Regions from separate parts of the Homo sapiens genome. Here region 2 is linked to region 1. Evidence: read pairs that join two places in POLR2A ChIA-PET (ENCODE). Cell type or tissue: K562. All regions are shown on one strand. Links, peaks and the distances in the headings refer to the core of each region. The heading gives the core; the rest is flanking DNA.

The links. Peaks named below come from ENCODE experiments on the same cell type or tissue, not always from the same donor. Only the 100,000 strongest peaks of a DNase experiment are listed, where the experiment ranks them.
Region 2: POLR2A ChIA-PET joins it to region 1 with 5 read pairs; 3 of 35 experiments call an interaction of 5 or more read pairs at or near these places.

Annotation. Positions count from the first base shown.
Region 1 is chr10:133,241,774-133,251,941 of GRCh38, reverse strand. It overlaps VENTX (VENT homeobox), which reads right to left. Exons shown (of 3, transcript NM_014468.4): 3 at 10,014-10,168. It overlaps MIR202HG (MIR202 host gene), which reads left to right and starts at 4,057. Exons shown (of 2, transcript NR_108079.1): 1 at 4,057-4,151; 2 at 4,892-5,463. It overlaps MIR202 (microRNA 202), which reads left to right and starts at 4,322; the gene lies at 4,322-4,431. RefSeq lists enhancers at 3,135-3,649, 4,166-4,680, 6,249-7,101, 6,433-7,632, 7,954-8,806 and a silencer at 4,766-4,885. In K562, for the core only: a CTCF peak has its summit at 4,798 (motif pointing left); DNase peaks (open chromatin) are centred at 3,771, 4,771 and 5,971; H3K4me3 peaks cover 318 bases.
Region 2 is chr10:133,320,339-133,330,506 of GRCh38, reverse strand. All of the region lies in intron 5 of ZNF511-PRAP1 (ZNF511-PRAP1 readthrough), which reads right to left. It overlaps CALY (calcyon neuron specific vesicular protein), which reads left to right. Exons shown (of 6, transcript NM_015722.4): 2 at 1,498-1,652; 3 at 2,492-2,602; 4 at 3,516-3,629; 5 at 4,387-4,708; 6 at 4,941-6,435. The coding sequence starts at 1,518. The coding sequence ends at 4,680. Among named protein-coding and RNA genes, the nearest start is that of CALY, 11 kb to the left of the region's middle. RefSeq lists an enhancer at 282-361 and a silencer at 5,895-5,944. In K562, for the core only: no CTCF peak of the experiment used is centred there; DNase peaks (open chromatin) are centred at 5,785 and 6,236; H3K4me3 peaks cover 595 bases.

The DNA.
Region 1 (10,168 bases), core at 2,169-10,168:
ACAGCAGGGCCCCTGCCCAGGTGGTCATCCTGACCCCTGCTGATGGGGGAAGGACCAGGACACAGTCCCCGGCTGGTGCTGGCTGGACTGCTGAGGCCTTCTCGGGGTTGGCGGTGCAGCAGGAGGCCCCGGGATGGTGGGAAGGATGCCCGGGTGGGGCTCCTCTGCTTTCAGGCCCTTCCACCCCTACTCTGCAAATCTCCGGCAGGAGGTCCCCAGGATGGGTGGGAGCCAGGCTGTGCGGCCTCCAGTGGGTGAGGTGGGTCCCTGTCCTCCTGCTCACAGGCTGGGTTTCATTCAAAGCACTGGGGAGCCACAGGGAGCTCGGGACGGGGGCAGGTGTGTGGGGTGTGCCTGTCGGGAAGCCTGGGGTCCACCTGCGGGTGGTCCCTCGGCCCTCAGGGGCTGGGGTTTGCTCTGAGTCCCTCCCGTCACCTCACAGAATCCCCTGAGGGGTCTCAGGACCTCCAGGGCTCGTAGCCAGGATGGCCAGGCGACACTGACACCTGGTCCCTCGGCTGCCGCCCCTCTGACCAGTTCCACCCGGCAGCCCGAGCCCAAGACAGCACAAGACAGAGAGACAGAGACAGCGGGGAAGCAGGGAGACAGAGACAGAGAGACACACACAGAGAGACAGAGACAGCAGGGAGGCTCTGGGCTATTCTAGGGCATCGCCCAGTCCCTCACTTGGTTTCCCTAACTTTTTTCTGGATTATAAACCCACACCTGCTGATCAGGAAGACTTTCATCATCCACACGGGTTTAAAGGGGCTTCCAGGGACCGGAGGGTCGGGCTGCGCACAGGTGTGAGGACGGCCACCCTCTGCCCACTGCCTGGCCCACAGCCTTCTGTGGCTCCTTGAGGCCTAGGGGGAAACAGAGGGGGGTCTGGGCCCCCACCCAGTTGTCACCCCAGCTCCCAGGCTCCAGCCGATGGGGCCAGCAGGAAGACGGGCCCTGGGCTCCTCCACCTGCAGAGGCAGCAGAGGGTGGCCGTCCCCACACCTGTGCGCAGCCCGACCCTCCGGTCCCTGGAAGCCCCTTTAAACCCGTGTGGATGATGAAAGTCTTCCTGATCAGCAGGTGTGGGTTTATAATCCAGAAAAAAGTTAGGGAAACCAAGTGAGGGACTGGGCGATGCCCTAGAATAGCCCAGAGCCTCCCTGCTGTCTCTGTCTCTCTGTGTGTGTCTCTCTGTCTCTGTCTCCCTGCTTCCCCGCTGTCTCTGTCTCTCTGTATGTGTCTCTCTGTGTGTGTCTGTCTGTCTCCCTGCTCTTTCTCTCTGTATGTGTCTCTCTGTCTCTGCCTCTCTGTCTCCCCACTGTCTCTGTGTCTCTGTCTCTATCTCCCTACTCTCTGTCTCCCCACTGTCTCTGTCTCTTTGTTTGTCTCTTTGTCTCTGTGTCTTTGTCTCTCGGTCTCTGTCTCCCCACTGTGTCTCTCTATCTCTGTCCGTGTCTCTCTCTCTTTGTCTCTCTGTGTCTGTCTCTCTCTCTGTCTCCCCACTGTCTCTGTCTCTTGGTCTCTGTTTCCCCACTGTCTCTGTCTCTGTCCCTCTATGTCTGTGTCTCTCTCTGTGTCTGCTGATCTCTCTCTCTCTGTCTCTGTCTGTGTCTCTCTCTGTGTCTGCCTCTCTCTCTCTCTCTGACTCTGTCTGTGTCTCTCTCTGTGTCTGTTGGTCTCTCTGTCTCTGTCTCTCTGGCCCTCTGCCTGTCTCCTCCTTCCCTCTTGCAGAACCGAGGTCAGGAGCCCAAGGTCAGGGTTTGCATTATGTGTTTCCCAGAAGCCTCGCCGGGCAGCTGTAAACGGGGAGAAACGGGGAGAAACAACGGGGAGAAACAGGGAGGGCTGATGCTGGGCGGAGGCCCAGGATGGGGGGCTCTGCAGGGGCCTTTTGAGCCCAGGCCCCCGAAGTGTGATGCTGGGGCTCTCTGTGTAGGTTCTAGGTGTCTGGAGGAGTGGGGCCCCTCCCCTGCTAGCCCCCCAAGGACTCTTCCTCGGATCCTCGGACCTCATGGAGGTGGGGGACCATGGGCGTGTGTGAGTGAGGGTAAGCATAAGTGTGTGAATTGTGCATGCGTGTGCGGATGTGAGCGTGCCTGCAGGAGTGAGTGTGGGTGAGCCTGAGTGTGTGAATTGTGCATGCACGTGTGTGTGGATGTGAGCATGCCTGCAGGAGTGTGCGTGAGCCTGAGTGTGAGCATGCGTGTGTCTGAGCTCCACGTTCCCTCCTCCCCCAGAAGGCAACCCTCAGCCTGCCAGCAGGTGGATGGAGCCCAGCAGCCCCCCGTGCCCACTCTGGGCCTCGTTGTGGGGGACCAGCCCTGAGCAGGGCCTGTCCCCAGCCCCATGTCCCCACCAGGAGGGCTTGTGACCGACTGATGTGCTCCCCCCCACCCCTCTGTGGCCATCGCTGGTCGTGACAATCACCTGCTTGGCCTGGCGTGCAGATCAACGGTTTGCACAAGGTGGGGGCAGAGGCTGCTCCCATGGGGGGTCTGCAGAGTGGCCTGGCAGGTGGCTGGGTCATCATCCATCGTCCATCATCCCCATGGTCCCTATGGCTCCTCCTGCCCAGCAGGGCCCACTCGTCCTTCCCCAGACGGGGCTCCTGGCCGCCTCGGGGGCCATCAGGAGGGCGCTGGACAGTCTTGCAGCCCCACCTGGCCCCTCATGCCCCCCACGCCCCTCCCCACTCAGGGGACAGGAGACTCTCGCGTACAACAGTCAAGGCCCGCTGCACCTGGGGGGTGTGTGGGTCCATTGTGTGCGTGTCTGTGTGTGTCTCTGTGTACATCTGTGTCTCTGTGTGTCTACATGTCTGAGTGTGTCTCTGTCTACATGTCTGTGTCTCTGTGTGTGTCTATGTGTGTCTGTGTGTGTCTCTGTGTGTGTCTATGTGAGTCTATATGTGTCTACGTGTGTCTATGGGGGTCTCTGTGTGTCCCTGCCGCATGTGGGTGCTGCGTCGGGTCAGTCCTGAGACTCTGGCCCTACAGATCACAGGTGCTGGGGCCAGGCGCCCGCACGGGCCTGCCTAGCGACGTTGAGTCTCCCCGAGGACATGGTCACTGAAGAGGCCTCTGAGGCCTCAGCCTTGTTCCTTCACCAGCCTCCACTTGCCTACGTCCTGGGGAGAGACCGCTGGCTGGGGTTCAGAAGCCCTGTCCCTGGCCACCTGTGGAAGCCCTGTGCCCTGGCCTCCTCTGGGCCTCTTCCTTGTGTCCTGAGCCTGGGACACAGGGACAGCCCCAGACCTGCAGGAGTTCTGCTGCCTGCCTGGGCCCTTCGGCCGGGGGCTCCCTGGCCCTAGGAGAGGGTGTCTGCCTGCCTGTGTGGTCTCGCTCTGTGTGGGCAGCTGTGGGTCTGGCCAGCTGTCCCTGAGGGGCCCTCTCCCTCCGACCCTGCACTCTTGCCCCCAAGGCTGCAGAGCGTGGCCCCTCTCCACGTGCTCGCGGGCTCTGTGGCCCGGGGAAGGCTCTGGGCCTCACTGGACCAGTGTCCGCCTGATGCCGTGAATCCTCAGGGAGCCCCAGCTGTGGAGGCCGCCCCAGGCCAAGCAGGGCCACCTACCCTGGGGGTGGGGTCTGGTTCCCAGTGGCCAGGACAGTGTTGGACACGCTGGCTGGGGGTTCTGAGAGTCCCTGTGAGCCAGGAGGCTGCGGGTGCAGCCCAAGGTGCTGCTTATTGCTGAGCTGGGCAGGCCCAGGAAGGAGAGTCGGCCCCTTCCCTGGACAAGCGATTCTTGCTCACGTGTGCTTTCCGGGCCCCTGACGCAAGCAGAAGCGCGTGGGGAGATAAGGGTTGGAGGAGGCGGGGGGACAGGCTGGCCCCATCCCAGCTCCCGGGCCAGCAGCCCCCGGCCCACAGCCCTCGCCGCCCGCCCGCCCGGCGGGCCCTGGCTCAGCACTCTTCTCACAGCAGGTCTTTGTGCCCCAATCTGGCAGGTGCGGGGGTGCGACGGGGTCCTTGGCACAGAGCAGCCCTCTGGTTGCATGTGACAGCGGCGGCCAAGGTCTCCCCTGCGCATAAATGTGGAGCTCGCTCGGCAGCAGCAGAACTCCCGGCTCAGAGAGTTCTCCACCGCTCCTCCCAGGCTCACGAGGCTCACGGGCTACCCAGCGCCAGCGGCCCAGGAGGCTGGACCACAGGTAAGACGAGGCCCAAGGCCTGCCTCTGGGAACTCGGCCCTGGCTTGGCTCTGCCCTCCTCACTCCCACAGGATCTCCGTGCCCACCAGGCCTCAGTCCCGACTTCTCCCTGCTGCCCGGCACGGGACCCTCCCCCAGGACAGCCACCTCCCAGTGCTGAAGAGCCGGCCCGCCTCAGAGCCGCCCGCCGTTCCTTTTTCCTATGCATATACTTCTTTGAGGATCTGGCCTAAAGAGGTATAGGGCATGGGAAAACGGGGCGGTCGGGTCCTCCCCAGCGGCACCTGCACCAGTGCACCTGCACCTGCTCCAGCAGCACCTGCCTCCTGACTTGGGACTCCACCTGCTTCCTTTCTCCTCGGCCGGGAGCCCCGGGGCTTTGACCCCCACATCCTTGGGGCAGAAAGGGGCCAAATATTCTAAAACAAGGGAAACGTGGATGTGTGCTTTTGTGTGGGTTCTGGAAGTGTCTGGGGAGGACGTGGTCCAGGCCTCTGCCCTGGGTTGATCTCTGCAGCCCCTGAGCTGGGACCCAGGATGCAGAGAGGAGGGCTGGAGCTGGGCGGTGCTCTGTGACCAGTCTGACCGGAGTTGGGGGTGGACCCATTACAGGAGGTGGCGGGAGGGACAACCTGGGCTCTGGGGCCGCCTGGTGGTCGGGGGAAGTGGGGCGGGGTGCCTGGGATCTGGGCTCTGGCTGGGAGGATCCACAACTCATTCTTTGGACATTTTCTTTGCAGACTACGAAGCTGCACCGTGTGGGGCCCACTTTTTATACAAGCGGGTGGCGGTGGATCCAGGCGCAGACGGGAGTGAGGCGTGGCGGAGACGCGTGCACGCTGGGTCTGTGCACTTTTGCTGCTGCTGCTTTTTTTTTTTTTTTTTTTTTTTGAGATGGAGTCTCGTTCTGTCACCCAGGCTGGAGTGCAGTGGCGCGATCTCGGCTCACTACAACCTCTGTCTCCCGGGTTTAAGCGACTTTCCTGTCTCAGCCTCCCAAGTAGCTGAAACGACAGGCGCCTGCCACCATACCCGGCTAATTTTTTTATTTTTAGTAGAGATAGGGTTTCACCTTGTTAGGCTGGTCTTGAACTCCTGACCTCATGATCCACCTCACTCGGCCTCCCAAAGTGCTGGGATTACAGGCGTGAGCCACAGCGCCCGGCTGGCTGTTGCTTCTTAACACCTTTATTACTTTTGTAATCATGGGTATGAGTTGATTTTCTGGTCAGAAATTTCAGTAGAGCTAATTTCATTTAAATGTGTGAGATGTGGTAAAGTTTTGACAATAAATACAAATTTTGACAAAGCAGCTCTGTCGTGCTGGTCTCCTCTCGTTCACGGTGGTTGGACGTCACATTAGTCACGTGTGGACTTGGGGGAACTTAGTTAAAAATGCATAAACACGGGGGGATGAAACGGCTCCTGGGGCCTCGGTTGGGGGCCTGGGCTGGGCACCGGTCTGGGGCCACCCTTCTGATGACCAGAGCCTGGGACCGGCCGGCAGTGTTGGGAGAGCCCAGAGGGACGGCTTGTGAGGGTGGGGGGCACTGGTCTGTCCTGGGCGGGGGCCCCGCAGCTTCCAGGCCTCCACAATGGCCAGGGTGGGACTGCGGTCTTGACTTCCCACTGAAGAAAAATGGACAGGGGGTCCCTCATCAGCCCTGTTTAAAGAATGACAGTCGGCTGCTGTCTTAAAAGGAGGCCTGAACGGGAGTCGGGGAGGCCCCACCCTTCAGCCAGAGTCCTCGTCAGCCGGCAGGGCCACGCCCAGGTCTTTGAAGGCCACAGCCTTTATCACCAATGAGCCCAGCAAATGGAGCAATGAGCTGGCTGAGAGGCCCCCAGGCCGGTTATCAGGGGCTGCCTCCCCAGGCTGCGCCTCCTCTCCAAGCCTAGCACTAATCTCATCTGATAGTCACCTCCCACCTCCCTCACAGCCCGCAGCTGGGGTGTCCGAGGGGAAAGATCAGGCAGCAGGCAGAGGGGTGGGGTGCTTCCGGCCGGGGGGCCGCAGGCCACATGTGGAAGGGCAGCCACGCCCCCCACCCCAACGAGCTCGGCTGCTCCCCCTGCCCCCTAGGGAACGGTGGAGGTCGGCCCTGCTGGGGAGTCTCTTGCAGGCCTTCGAGTCACTCTCCACAGGACACCTGAACATAGGGCTTTAAAGCTGCACAGATAAAGCAGGTATTACCTCGCTGTGCTGTGCGGACATGCAGCAGCAGCTGTTACTCCAGACAGTGTCGGCAGAATGGGGATGCAGGCACGGCTGGATCCAGGGAGCCAAAGGCTCTGCCTCACTCTGCGCTCGTACCCCGCCTGGCTCCGTCCCTCCGCCTCACTCTGCGCTCGTACCCTGCCCAGCTCTGTCCCTGCAAGGCTGCGGTGTAATTAACAGCACCTGCTGGGCTGTGAAAGGAGAGGCCCCACTCTCCAGTATGGTGCCCATTTCCCCAGAAGAGCTGTGGTTCTGAGGGCTATGCCCTCCCTGGGATCTGGGCTGGGTGAGCTGGGCCGTGTGCCCTCACCTGTACTGCAGGGTGGGCGGCTTGCTGGGCAGGGAGAGGGATGAATTCCCCCAGGAAGATGGGCAGGGCTCCTGCCAAGACCCCACCAAGGTGGCTGTCCAGGCTTGCCAAGACATGCCCACGTATCAGGTCCAGCCACTGAGACCCTGCTGAGGGCATTGGAAGGAGCACAGGGGCCAGGACGGGGCTGGAAGGCGTCCCAGAAACGGAGGCCTCCTGGCCACAGCCCCCCGGTCCTGAGGCCGTTGTCCTGTGAATGGTAGGTGGGGGCTGAGGGGCACCATGGGGGAGTGGCTCACTGTGGCTTCTGTGGACAGCCAGGCTGGGAATGAGGGTCCTCCTGGCCTGGGAACAAGAGGAAGCCCTCTGAGACCCTGCCTTGGGGAGTACTCAGGAGCCCCAGGAGTCCCCTGAGAAGCTGACCGCCACTCTGGGGCATGAACGGAACCTTTCTGAGGTGGGGGTGGCAGAGCCTCCCAGCCAGGCTGCAGAGGCAATGGGGGGAGGGCCAGCGCTTCTGGTACTTACCTTTTTTTTTTTTTTTTTGAGTTGGTGTCTTGCTCTGTTGCACAGGCTGGAATGCACTGGCACGATCTTGGCCCACTGCACCCTCCGCCTCCCAGGTTCACGTCATTCTCCTGCTTCAGCCTCCAGAGTAGCTGGGACTACAGGTGCCCGCCACCGTGCCCGGCTAATTTTTGTATTTTTAGTAGAGATGGTTTTCACCATCTTGGCCAGGCTGGTCTCGAACTCCTTACCTCATGATCTACCTGACTCGGCCTCCCAAAGTGCTGGGATTAAAGGTGTGAGCCACCGCGCCCGGCCCAGGTGATTTTTCTTTGACTGGGGGCTGTGCAGGGCCCCACCAAACACCCCTAAAGGAGGCCAAGGCCTGCTTTTGTTCAGTGAGCCCACTTTGCTCCAGAGGTCCTGGCGTGGCCTAGGAGGCCCTGAGCACTCTGCCACTTCCTCACGGCCTGGAAGCCGACAAGTCTGGGCTCAGAATGGGAGTGAGTGCTGGGCCTCGGAAGAGACGCTGGGGCCGGCTAGGGGCCGAGTCCAAGCAGCCTCTTCCCTGCAGTTTCCTGGATAGTCTCAGGTGCAGAATTGAAAAGAGAAGTGCACGAGCCCCGTGGACTCCCCACGGAGAGGGGAGTGGATATTCTGCCATATTTACGTCATGCTATGTCTTGAACCCTTTGAATGTCAGTTTCAGATCTGAGGCCCTGAGCGCTGCCTCTGGAGACAGGGTGTTCTCCACACCCGAGGACACGGACCACTCCCCAGCACCGTCCCGAGCCCCTCGGAATCATCCCCACCAGCTGTGCAGGGCTGTGCTTTCCCACACTTCTTTGTCAGGGCTCATGTGTGCACCTGCGGCTGCGTCTCCCCAGCCTCTGCATCAAGGGCACCCCGCCCTCTCTCACAGAGGCTTCTGCAGGAGCCCAGCTGATCACCCTGGGAGCCCCCGAGGGCACCCCACCTTCTCTCACAGAGGCTTCTGCAGGAGCCCAGCTGGGCGCCCTGGGAGCCCCCGAGGGTTCCTGTCCACTGGAAGTTAGATGTGCAGGTTCCCAGAGATTCTTGGCAGGACTATTTCATAGCGACTGCACCTCCCACCTGATCCCGTGGGGAAGGAGCCGGCATAGCCCTCGGCCCCATGCAGCTGGGCAGCTCAGAGGGAAAGGAGGGTGAGCAGGAAGCCCGGCGGCATCGCAGGCCCAGGGCCCATCGGCAGCCTGAGTCCCCGGCGTCCACACCCGGCCCCACAGCCTCCCTGCCCTGACAGCCACTCCGGTTACAGAGAGGACAAGGCAGAGTTGACAGAGTGTGTCCGGGGCTTGGGAGAGACACACAACATATGCAGAGTACACACGTTCACTACACACGACCCACACACAGCACACACGCTCACTACACACCCACACAGCACACACGTTCACTACACACACAGCACAGACATGACACACACGTGGTGCACACAACACATACACAGCACACACATTACACATGCACACAGGACATGCACACGACACACACGGCACAGCACACATTACACATGCACAGCATACAAGATACAGTAACATGCGTGCATACACTACACATGCACAAACACATATACACCCCACATCCAGAGCACAACACGGAATTCTCACATCCATGACATGTACGCACTCACACCACACACATCACACGTGACACACCCACTCACACGCCACGTGCAGCACGGGTGACACACCCACACGTGACTCAGCTTCGGCAGGAATCACCGTGGAGCTCAGGAGTTCTGGCATCTAAAGACTGTTGTTTCCGGATGCATCTTGGCTGGACCCCAAGACTTTCTGTCTCGCAGAGAGCTGGACCCTGAGGGGCCCTGTCCTACGCCCTGACCCCTGCCATCCGGCGCGTCCAGGCTGCACCCCTCGTGCCCAGCTGTGCTGAGACCTCCTCACAGCTGCAGCTTCTGACCGCCTTCCTCTGCCCGGGATGTGTAGGTGTCTCTGCCCCGCCGCCCTGCGCCCCCAGTCAGGTCAGGACCCCCAGTGCTTGTAAGATGTCCACATGGGGATGTTGAGTGGGGTGGGGCCAAGAGCACCTGGGGCACTGTGCTTGTGGGGGCAGCTGGGGGCATCCAGGAGCAGAGGACTTGCCAAACTCTGGGACTGACGTCCAGCTGTCAGCCAGAGGACCCCAGAAGAGAGTGGGAAACAGGCTGCGGGGATGTGAGGAAGGTCCCCAGGGGAGAGCGGAAACAGGCTGTGGGGATGTGAGGAAGGCCCCCAGGGGAGAGCGGAAACAGGCTGAGGCCAGCGGAGTGGTCACTGCATCCCGGCCAGCTGTGACGCAGCAGGTGGGTGGAGTAGGGCTTGGGGGCATCTTGGTCTTCAAGGTCCACCCAGATACCAGCAGCCCATGAGGCCTGGGCCAACTCACTCTGCAGCCCCGGATGGGGGACAGGGAGAGAAGTTTGGAAGTCGTGGGTGGCAGAGCCTTCCCTGGGCCTGAGGGCCTTGTGGATCCCCCAGAACTCAGGGTCTAGGTCCCTGCTGGACACTTGGAGCCCGCCCCACTCCTCAGCCTCCGGGACTTTGCCCTTTTCCAGAGCTCCTCATCTGCAGGATGGAGCCAGGGCCCTAAGGAGGCCCAGGTGTGCCTCCGAACAGGCACAGCTCAGCCCCAAGGGGCTGCCCACCTTGTAGGGCCCAGTGTGCTGGCAGGACCTCGAGACACCACCAGGCCAGGGCCCTTACTCACCGGGAGAGTTCAGGACCAAGACGGTGTGGTTTGTGGCCTGGGGCCACACAGGGGACCAGAAAGCAATCTCCACGGGCGGTGAGGGGCACTTGTACTTTTATCACGGACAACGTGCCCCCATCCACATCCACAAATCAGTGCTGTCCAGGCCAAACCCAGTAGTCCCTGTCCAGCTGCTGCCCTCCGAGGGCCTCGCCCAGGCTTCTGTCACATTGTCACTCGCCAGGACGATGT
Region 2 (10,168 bases), core at 901-8,900, 80 kb before region 1:
TTTTGTATTTTTTAGTAGAGACGGGGTTTCACCGTGTTAGCCAGAATGGTCTCGATCTCCTGACCTCGTGACCCGCCCGCCTCGGCCTCCCAAAGTGCTGGGATTACAGGCGTGAGCCACCGCGCCCTGCCTTTTTTTTTTTTTTTTTTTTTTTTTGGCAGAGTTTCGTTCTGTCACCTAGGCTGGAGTGCAGTGGCGTGATCTCGGCTCATTGCAACCTCCGCCTCCCGGGTTCAAGCGATTCTCCCGCCTCAGCCTCCCGAGTGGCTGGGACCACAGGCGCCGCCATAGCACCGGGCCACAGGTTCCGTGTCTACTGCACACAGGACCTTTCTTTTCTCCTTTGATTGATTGAATACATTTTCTTTTTCTGCTTTTTCCATCCATCAGCTCGGAGGTCATCCGCTGCATTCCTTTTCTCTAGAAGGTCCGCCTGAAGGCGAAGCCGGGCACCCTCGGCTTCTCTGGGTTAGTGGGGCCCGCCCTCTCCCAGCCCCGCGGGGCCCTGCTGTGGCTTTCAGCTCCGCAGGAGACCCGCTCTCCGCGGCCTTTAGCGCCAGGCTCGCAGCTGGGCTGACTCGCGGGTGCCCTCTTGTGGCCGCTCTTTCTCACTTCGTGCGTCTCTGGCAGAGAGCCGCCAGACAGAATGAGGACTGACTTCAGGATAAGCACGTCCCATACCGCGTATTGCGTGGGATGCTCTTATATTAAAAATGAGCTCGTTGCTTATTTGAAATTCAAATTTAGCTGGGTCTCCAGCATTTTTATGTGCTGAGTCTGGCACCCAGCTCTCCATACTGATGTCCGGGATTGTCGGCTTTAGGAGGTTGTCTAGAGTCAGGCGCGGTGGTTCATTCCTGTAATTCCAGCACTGTAGGAGGCCTAGGCAAGCAGATCGCTTGAGACCAGCCTGGGCAACCTGACGAAACCCCGTCTCTACACAAATTTTAAAAATTAGCCAGGCGTGGTGGGGCGCACTGTGGTCCCAGGTACTCGGGAGGCTGAGATGGTAGGACTGCTGAAGCTCAGGAGGCAAAGGCTGCAGTAAGCCAAGAACACACCACTGCACTCCCACCTGGGCCACAAAACAAGATCCTGTCTCAAAAAAAAAAAAGAAGAAGAAGAAGAAGGAGAATAAGAAAGAGGAGGTTGTCTAGAGCAGCCACCAGTGGAAGAAGAAGAAAAAAGAGGAGGTTGTCTAGAGCAGCTGCCGTTGGAAGTCTCCCCCTGCTTCGTGGACAGTCACTGGTTGGGGCGCTGTACCCTGCAGTGCTGTGGGGTCCAGAGGGGCTGTGGGGGTCAAGAAGGTACAGCACCCAGCATCTCGCTGGATTTGACCGGTTTGTCCAAGGAGGCTGGCCTGACCACTTACAGCCTGTCCCTGGCTCTGGTGTGAGGAGCATTAGGCCCAGCTCAGGGTCCTCTGGCTTCAGAGCCAGCTGGCGTGGGCATCCAGGGGGCAGCCTGTGGGCAGTGACTCTGTCTGTCTTTGGACAGGACAAGGACTGCCATCCACCATGGTGAAGCTGGGCTGCAGCTTCTCTGGGAAGCCAGGTAAAGACCCTGGGGACCAGGATGGGGCTGCCATGGACAGTGTGCCTCTGATCAGCCCCTTGGACATCAGCCAGCTCCAGCCGCCACTCCCTGACCAGGTGAGGGCCTGGGCCAGCGTGGGGGCCCTTCTCAGGCTCCCCTGGGAACAAAGGGGTGTGGGGTGAGGTTTGTCTAGATATGGCCTCTTCCCAGGTGCAGTAGAGCAAACAGATGAAGGGCCATGGGGGCCAAAGCCCCAGCTGGCCATGGGCACTCTGTGTGACCTCCTGGTCAGCTCCCCCATATGCCAGAGCTGGGCAAACTGGCTGATGGGTAACCGAGAATTCACGCACTGACTCCTAGACAGCACCCCGCCCACGTGCTGTCCATAGGGCACTCAGCAGGCAACGCTTCCCACCCTTCCCCTCGGGGCATGGCCCTGTCCTGGGTTTAGCCTGAGATCTGGGGGTCCTTGGGCAAGTGACCACTGGGGTTGCTTATAGCAGAAACTGGGGAGAAGCAAAGAGCTCAGCTTGAGCCCAGCCCAGTTTGACCCCCCAGGGAGTCATGCAGCATGAAGGGCACCCCGAGTTGTCCCTGCTGGAGGTGGGGGCAGCATCTATGCTGGGGACCCGGGGCAGGAGGACCACCCCTGCTGGCCAAGGGCAATTCTCCAGCACCCTGAGTTGAAGGCAGCAGGCAGAGTGAGGGGCTCTGTCAGCAGCCCAGCCAGGCCCAGAGCTGCCATGCGCCCAGCAGACAGACTTTCAGCGTCCACCTTCCCTTGGCCTCACTTTGTGGCTGCTGGAGCCCTGCCATCCACCAGACAGTCCTGGGAGATGGGTCAGCGTCAACACCACTGCCACGAAGCTGACGCTGGCTCCCTCCCCTCTCAGTTCAGGGCTCTCTTGGGTCCCTGCCAGCTGCCTACTGAGGCCATGGCCATCTCTTTTCACAGGTGGTCATCAAGACACAGACAGAATACCAGCTGTCCTCCCCAGACCAGCAGAATTTCCCTGACCTGGAGGGCCAGAGGCTGAACTGCAGCCACCCAGAGGAAGGGCGCAGGGTAACCACACCCACCCCACCCACTGTGGGGACTCAGGACAGGAGGAGAAGGTGGAAGGCAGCTGGGGGTGCCTGGGTTCCGTCCAGGCCAGTCTGGGGTCCCCTTGCTCTCAGGGAGGAGAGGGTGGCAGTGAGTCATCCCGCCCAGAGCTGGCCCCACCGGCTGCCCTGCACCCACCAGGCCCCCTCCCGAGGCTGCAGGTGCAGACTGACCAAACAGTGGCGCTCCTGAGATGTTTTTCTTTCTGGGAAGTGCCCGCGAGTGCTGCTTGCTTGTTTGCCCAGTGGGTCATTGTCTCATCTTCAGTGACTTACGGGCTTTCTATGTAATACTTCCTTTCTGCAGTATATCTGGCAAATATCTTCTCTCATCCTCTTGTTTAAATCTGTCAATGTTACTAATGATAGCTTTAGTCATTTTTAGTGGACTGTTTCCAAAGCCTTCCATTCTCCAGTAGACAGATCTGCTAGGGCTCCCCGCCCCTGGCCTCACGTTCCAGTCTGCAGCTCATGTTACCACACATGCACCCACTGTGGGCAGTCACCTGGGAGGCCTGGTGAGTGCAGCCTCCGACTCCCCTGAGGCTGCGGCCCCATCCCCTGGGAGCCCACACCGCAGGAAAACTGCAAATTCCTGCAAGACCCACCTGGGTCAAAGGCCACATCACTTTACCTGGTGGCAGATGTTTCCAGAACCCCAGTGGAGGGGCCACCAGCAAGGCCTGGCCCCGAGGGGTGACGCCTGCACACTTGACCCTCGGAAAAGTTGGAAAAGCCACTGGCTGCCCAGGGCGGGGGTGGGGCATCAAGACTGGAGGGCGGGGATGGTCCTGTGCCAGCCCAGCCCCTGAGGAGCTCCCCACAAAGACCGCCCCTGCCTGGCGTGGCTGAGCCCCTCTCTGCCCTCCTGCCAGCTGCCCACCGCACGGATGATCGCCTTCGCCATGGCGCTACTGGGCTGCGTGCTGATCATGTACAAGGCCATCTGGTACGACCAGTTCACCTGCCCCGACGGCTTCCTGCTGCGGGTAAGGGGGCCAGGGCTCTGGTGGGGGGTGTAGAGCCGCCCCTCCTCCCGTAGCCTCCAGGCAGGGGGTGGCAGGGGTGTCTCCTGCTGCTGGGGGAACGTGGTCTCCAAAGCCATGTTCCTGTTACTTCTCTAGAACATGAGATCGTATCTTTTGAAAATTTAAAAGAAAAGATGAGTTAGTGATGGGTTTCTCTTCTTGTAATTTAAAAAATAAGTAAAAAGATGAGGCAGAAAAGGTCACCCTGCAGCCACCTCTCTAGGGGTCATCTGTCCTCCTGAGTGACTTGTGTGAGGTTTTATTTTTATATAACATGATATTAATGCTCCCCACCTATTTGGCAGATATTTTCTTCCATCCTTTTTTTTTTTAAATCTCTTTGTCAATAATGGTTATAGCTTTTAGTGTGTTTTTAGAAAGCCTTTTATTTATCAGAAGTAAAATCTGCTCCTTTTCTCCTTAACTCCATGGTTTATGCTCTGGAGCGCGCTCCGCAGAGTCCTTGCTGCGCTGGGCAGGTCCACTGGTGTCTGCGCCCCTCTCCCTGGGTGGCCCCTCCCCTTACAACGCGCGACCTCCTGCTCCATGCCCCTCCAGGGCCCTGAGTTCTGAACTGGAGGCTGATCTTCGGTGTCCTGAAGCCATGGCTCCATTACAAACTGTCCGCAGTGTCCCCAACCGCAGAAGCGGGAGGGCCTGGGCCCGGGGCGCACAGGAGGGCTCAGCCCCACCGACCCTGACCCGGCCCCTCCCGCAGCACAAGATCTGCACGCCGCTGACCCTGGAGATGTACTACACGGAGATGGACCCCGAGCGCCACCGCAGCATCCTGGCGGCCATCGGGGCCTACCCGCTGAGCCGCAAGCACGGCACGGAGACGCCGGCGGCCTGGGGGGACGGCTACCGCGCAGCCAAGGAGGAGCGCAAGGGGCCCACCCAGGCTGGGGCGGCGGCGGCGGCCACCGAACCCCCCGGGAAGCCGTCGGCCAAGGCGGAGAAGGAGGCGGCGCGGAAGGCGGCCGGGAGCGCGGCGCCCCCGCCCGCGCAGTGACGTCTCCAGCCCCGCAGCCCGGCCCGGGGTAGGTGCGCGCCGCGGGGCTCCGGCCGGCTCTGCCCAGGTCTCTTCCTGGCCTCCCGCCACCGCTTCTGAGCCAAAGACCCCCGCCACCCTTCCCTTCCTCTTCCCTCCGACCCGGCCCGCCAGAACCTCGGGGTTGGGGGTTGCGAATCCGAGCCCGCCGGGTGACGCGGGGTCCGCGGGGAGCCCCTGGCCGCGTCGCCGCTCTCAACCCTCGGGCTCTGTCTCCGCAGCGTCCTCCGCCAGCTCCTGTGACCAGCGCGTCTCCCGATGCTCTCCGCCGTGTTCGTGTCCCCAGGCGCCCTCGCTGCAGCCCCGCCCCCGTGGGTCTCTGACTCTGTCGCTTTTCTCTAAGTAAAGATTTCACGTCCACCGGAGGCTTCCATCTCTCCTGCGCGTCCTCTGCCGGGCTGGCCTTTCTCCCGCCCCCCACCCCGCCAGTTGTGAGTGAGGCCGGCATTGTGCTCCCCCCAGGGACCCCCGAAGGACCCAGGAGAGACCCCGTGGGGGGCAGCTCCCAGGAAGCCGTGGTGCGCCCAGGCGGAGCACGCGCATCCTCGCGCTGCGTGGTCCGGGCCTTGTCCAAGCCCCACCGGGATGTGCCTTAATGGCGGGGCTCCGGCCCACCCAGGGGAGCCTCGGGTCCATCCCTATCCGCTGCCCAGCCCCTTGTCCTGCTGGTTCCCCGACCCCCCGCCCCCATCTACCTGGTGCTGGGCCTGGGCCCCGGGCGTTCCCCCTCTGACAGGAGTGTCTGCCTCCCGGGGGACCCCTGGTTCTGGGCGGCACCCATGAGCAGCTCCTGCCTCCTAGATGTGTGGCCCACAGGCATAAATGACCAAGTGAAGAAAGGAGTGAATGGGGGCGTCTGAGTGGGGAGTGGGGCCTGATGAGGGGTGAGCTCTGGTTCCTGGGGGCTGGGGTCTCCCGTGTCCCTGGAGCCAGATGAAAGATGGTGAGGCTGAAACGCCAGGGGAGCCTGGAGCTGCCATGAGTCTCCCCCAGCATCCCCACCCCAGCCCCAGCATCCCCACCCCAGCCCCAGCATCCCCACCCCAGCCCCAGCCAACTCCCGGCACTGAACACTACAGGGAATGGACTTCCGGCAGATCTCACCCACCACCTGCACCACCCCAGCCAGCAGCAGCTCTGCAGCCCCGCCCACCCCAGCCAGCAGCAGCTCTGCAGCCCCGCCCACCCCAGCCAGCAGCAGCTCTGCAGCCCCGCCCACCCCAGCCAATTGCAGCACTGCAGCCCCGCCCACCCCAGCCAATTGCAGCACTGCAGCCCCGCCCACCCCAGCCAGCAGCGGCTCTGCAGCCCCGCCCACCCCAGCCCCCGACCATTGGTGGATGGAAGCCCCCCACCATTGGCTCCCAGGCTTGCTGGCTAGGTGCGGGTCTAGGCAGCTTCCCAGCTCAGTGGGACTGGCCTGCTTTGGAACAGCGGCAGTGCCCAGGAAGCCTGTGAACTGGGCCTGCCAGGGAAGCCATGGTGAGCTGGAAGCCAGCCAGGTGGGGTCAGGGAAGGCAGGGCCATGCACACCACACCCTTCACTGCTGGGCTTCTAAGGGCATTGGCCAGATGAACAAGCACACGCAGAACTGAATTGGCCCTGATGGCCTGCAAGGGAGGGGGGCCCGGGGCCTGGGGCGTCAGCTGGGATATATGGGGGCAGGGAGTCTCTGCATGGCCGATGTTTGAATTAAAATACAGCTTTCCCCTGTATTTTATTATTATTATTATTATTATTATTATTATTATTATTATTATTATTTTGAGAGGGAGTCTAGCTCTGTCGCCCGGGCTGGAGCGCAGTGGCGCGGTCTCAGGTCACTGCAAGCTCCGCCTCCCGGGTTCCCACCATTCTCCTGCCTCAGCTTCCTGAGTATCTGGGACTACAGGCGCCCGCCACTACGCCCAGCTAATTTTTTGTATTTTTAGTAGAGACGGGGTTTCACTGCGTTAGCAAGGATGATCTCAATCTCCTGATCTCGTGATCCGCCCGCGTCGGCCTCCCAAAGTGCTGGGATTACAGATGTGAGCCACCGCGCCCGGCCTTATTATTATTATTTTTTTGAGATGGAGTCTCGCTCTGTCACCCAGGCTGGAGTGCAGTGGCACGGTCTCGGCTCACTGCAAGCTCCGCCTCCCGAGTTCACACCATTCTCCTGCCTCAGCCTCCTGAGTAGCTGGGACTACAGGCGCCCGCCATCGCGCCCAGCTAAGTTTTTGTATTTTTAGTAGAGATGGGGTTTCACCATGATAGCCAGGATGGTCTCAATCTCCTGACTTCATGATCCATCCACGTCAGCCTCCCAAAGTACTGGGATTACAGGCGTGAGCCACCACGCCCAGTCTGTATTTTTTTTTTTAACATTTCGAGATAATTTCAAATTTGGAGAACAACTGTGATCATGTAAAGAACTCCCATGCACCCTTTACTGAGATTGCCCAGTGGCTGATGCCCTAATCCCTTTAGTGTTGCTGTAAAAAAAAGGAGGTTTATTTGGCTCACAGTTCTGGAGGCTGTACAAGAAGCACAGCATCAGCATCTGCTTTTGGTGGGGCCTCAGGCTGTGTCCACGTATGCTGGATGGGGAAGCAGGCCTGGTGTGCAGAGACCACAGGGCCAGAGAGGAAGCAGGAGAAGGATGGAGGGAGGTGCTAGGTTCTTTTTCTTTTTTTGAGACAGGGTATGCTCTGTTGCCCAGGCTGGAGTGCAGTGGCACAATCACAGCTTGCTGCAGCCTCCACCTCTTGGGCTCAAGTGATCCTCCCATCTCAGCCTCCTGAGTAGCTGGGGTTACAGACATTGACCATATCATCTCTTTTGTAGAGACAGGGTTTTGAAACGTTGCCCAGGCTGGTCTTGAACTCAAGTGATCCACCTGCCTTGGCCTCCCAAAGTGCTGGGATGACAGGTGTGAGCCATTGCACCTGGCCATACCAGACTCTTTAACAATCAATTCTCGGCTGGGCGCAATGGCTCACGCCTGTCATCCCAGCACTTTGGGAGGCCAAGGTGGGCAGATCACTGTAGGGTCCAGTCCTAAGGGGCTTAGCAGGTGTTCTCCCCATGTGCGGAGACGAGAGATTGTAAGAAATAAAGACACAAGACAAAGAGATAAAGAGAAAACAGCTGGGCCTGGGGGACCAATACCATCAAGAGGCGGAGACCGGTAGTGGCCCCGAATGGCTGGGCGCACTGATATTTATTGCATACAGGATAAGGGGGCAGGGTGAGGACGGTGAATCCTCTAAGTGATTGACAAGGTGAAGCAAGTCACGTGATCATGGGACAGGGGGCCCTTCCCTCTTAGGTAGCCGAAGCAGAGAGGGAAGGCAGCAAATGTCAGTGTTTTCTTCTATGCACTTACAAGAAAGATCAAAGACTTTAAGACTTTCACTATTTCTTCTTCCACTATCTGCTACGAACTTCAAAGAGGAACCAGGAGTACGGGAGGAGCATGAAAGTGGACAAGGAGTGTGATCGTTGAAGCACCACAGGGAGGGGGTTAGGCCTCCGGATGACTGTGGGCAGGCCTGGAGAATATCCAGCCTCTCACAAGAAGCTGGTGGAGCAGTGTTCCCTGACTCCTCCAAGGAAAGGAGACTCCCTTTCATGGTCTGCTAAGTAATGGTTGCCTTCCCAGACACTGGCGTTACTGCTTGACCAAGGAGCCCTCAAGCGGCCCTTATGCAGGTGTGACAGAAGGCTCACCTCTTGCCTTCTAGGTCTCTTCTCACAATGTGCCTTCAGCACCTGACCCTATACCCGCCAGTTATTTCTTGGTTATATTAGTAACACAACAAAGAGTAATATTAAGAGCTAATGATTAATAATGTTTATACTAATGATTGATAATGTCCATGATCATCTCTATATCTAATTTGTATTATAACTATTCTTTATTCTAACTATTTTCTTTATTATACTGCTACAGTTTGTGCCTTCAGTCTCTTGCCTCGGCACCTGGGTAATCCTTCACCCACAGATCACAAGGTCAGGAGATCGAGACCATCCTGGCTAACACAGTGAAACCCCGTCTCTACTAAAAAAAAAAATACAAAAAATTAGCTGGGCGTGGTGGCGGGTGCCTATAGTCCCAGCTACTCAGGAGGCTGAGGCAGGAGAATGGCATGAACCTGGGAGGCAGAGCTTGCAGTGAGCTGAGATCGCGTGGCTGTACTCCAGCCTGGGTGACAGAGCAAGACTCCGTCAAAAAAAAAAATCCATTCTCGGGCCAGGTGCGGTGGCTCATGCCTGTAATCCCAGCACTTTGGGAGGCCAAGATGGGCGGATCACAAGGTCAGGCGACCAAGATCATCCTGGCTAATAGGGTGAAACTCCGTTGAGAGATGAAGCCAGCTGCACTTCCTGGGTTGAGTGGGGACTTGGAGAACTTTTCTGTCTTACAAGAGGATTGTAAAATGCACCAATCAGCACTCTGTAGCTAGCTAGAGGTTTGTAAAATGCACCAATCAGTGCTCTGTAAAAATGCACCAATCAGCACTCTATAGCCAGCTAGAGGTTTGTAAAATGCACCAATCAGTGCTCTGTAAAAATGCACCAATCAGCACTCTGTCACTAGCCAGAGGTTTGTAAAATGCACCAATCAGTGCTCTGTAAAATGGACCAATCAGCACTCTGTAAAATGGACCAATCAGCAGGACATGGGCAGGGACAAACAAGGGAATAAAAGCTGGCCACCACTGCCTCCCCACCCCCAGCCGGCAGCGGCAACCCGCTTGGGTCCCCTTCCGCAGTGGGGAAGCTTTGTTCTTTCACACTTCACAATAAATCTTGCAGCTGCACACACTTTGGGTCCATGCCACATTTGAGCTGTAACACTCACCACAAAGGTCCGCAGCTTCATTCTTGAAGTCAGTGAGACCATGAACCCACCAGAAGGAACCAACTCCAGACACACTACACACCGTCTCTACTAAAAATACAAAAAATTAGTGGGGTGTGGTGGTGGGTGCCTGTAGTCCCAGCTACTCAGGAGGCTGAGGCAGGAGAATAGTGTGAACCCGGGAGGCGAAGCTTCCAGTGAGCCAAGATTGTGCCACTGCACTCCAGCCTGGGCGACAGAGTGAAACTCAAAAAAAAAAAAAAAAATTCCTCACAGGAAGTAATCAAGCAAGAACTCACTCATTACCTTGAGGGTGGCACCAAGCCATTCATGATCTGCCCCATGACCCAAACACCTCCCATCAGGCCCCACCTCGAACATTGGGGATCAAATGTTAACATCCAAACTCTAGCAGTTGGCATTCCATCCCATCTGCTCTATCACATTCCACCACCTCGTCTATCTACCTACCAGCCTATCAATCATCTGTCACCTATTGTCTATGGCCTATTATCTATCATCGATCACCTATTGTCTATAATCTATCATCTATTGTCTATCGCCTATTATCACCTATTATCCTCTATCATCTATCACCTATC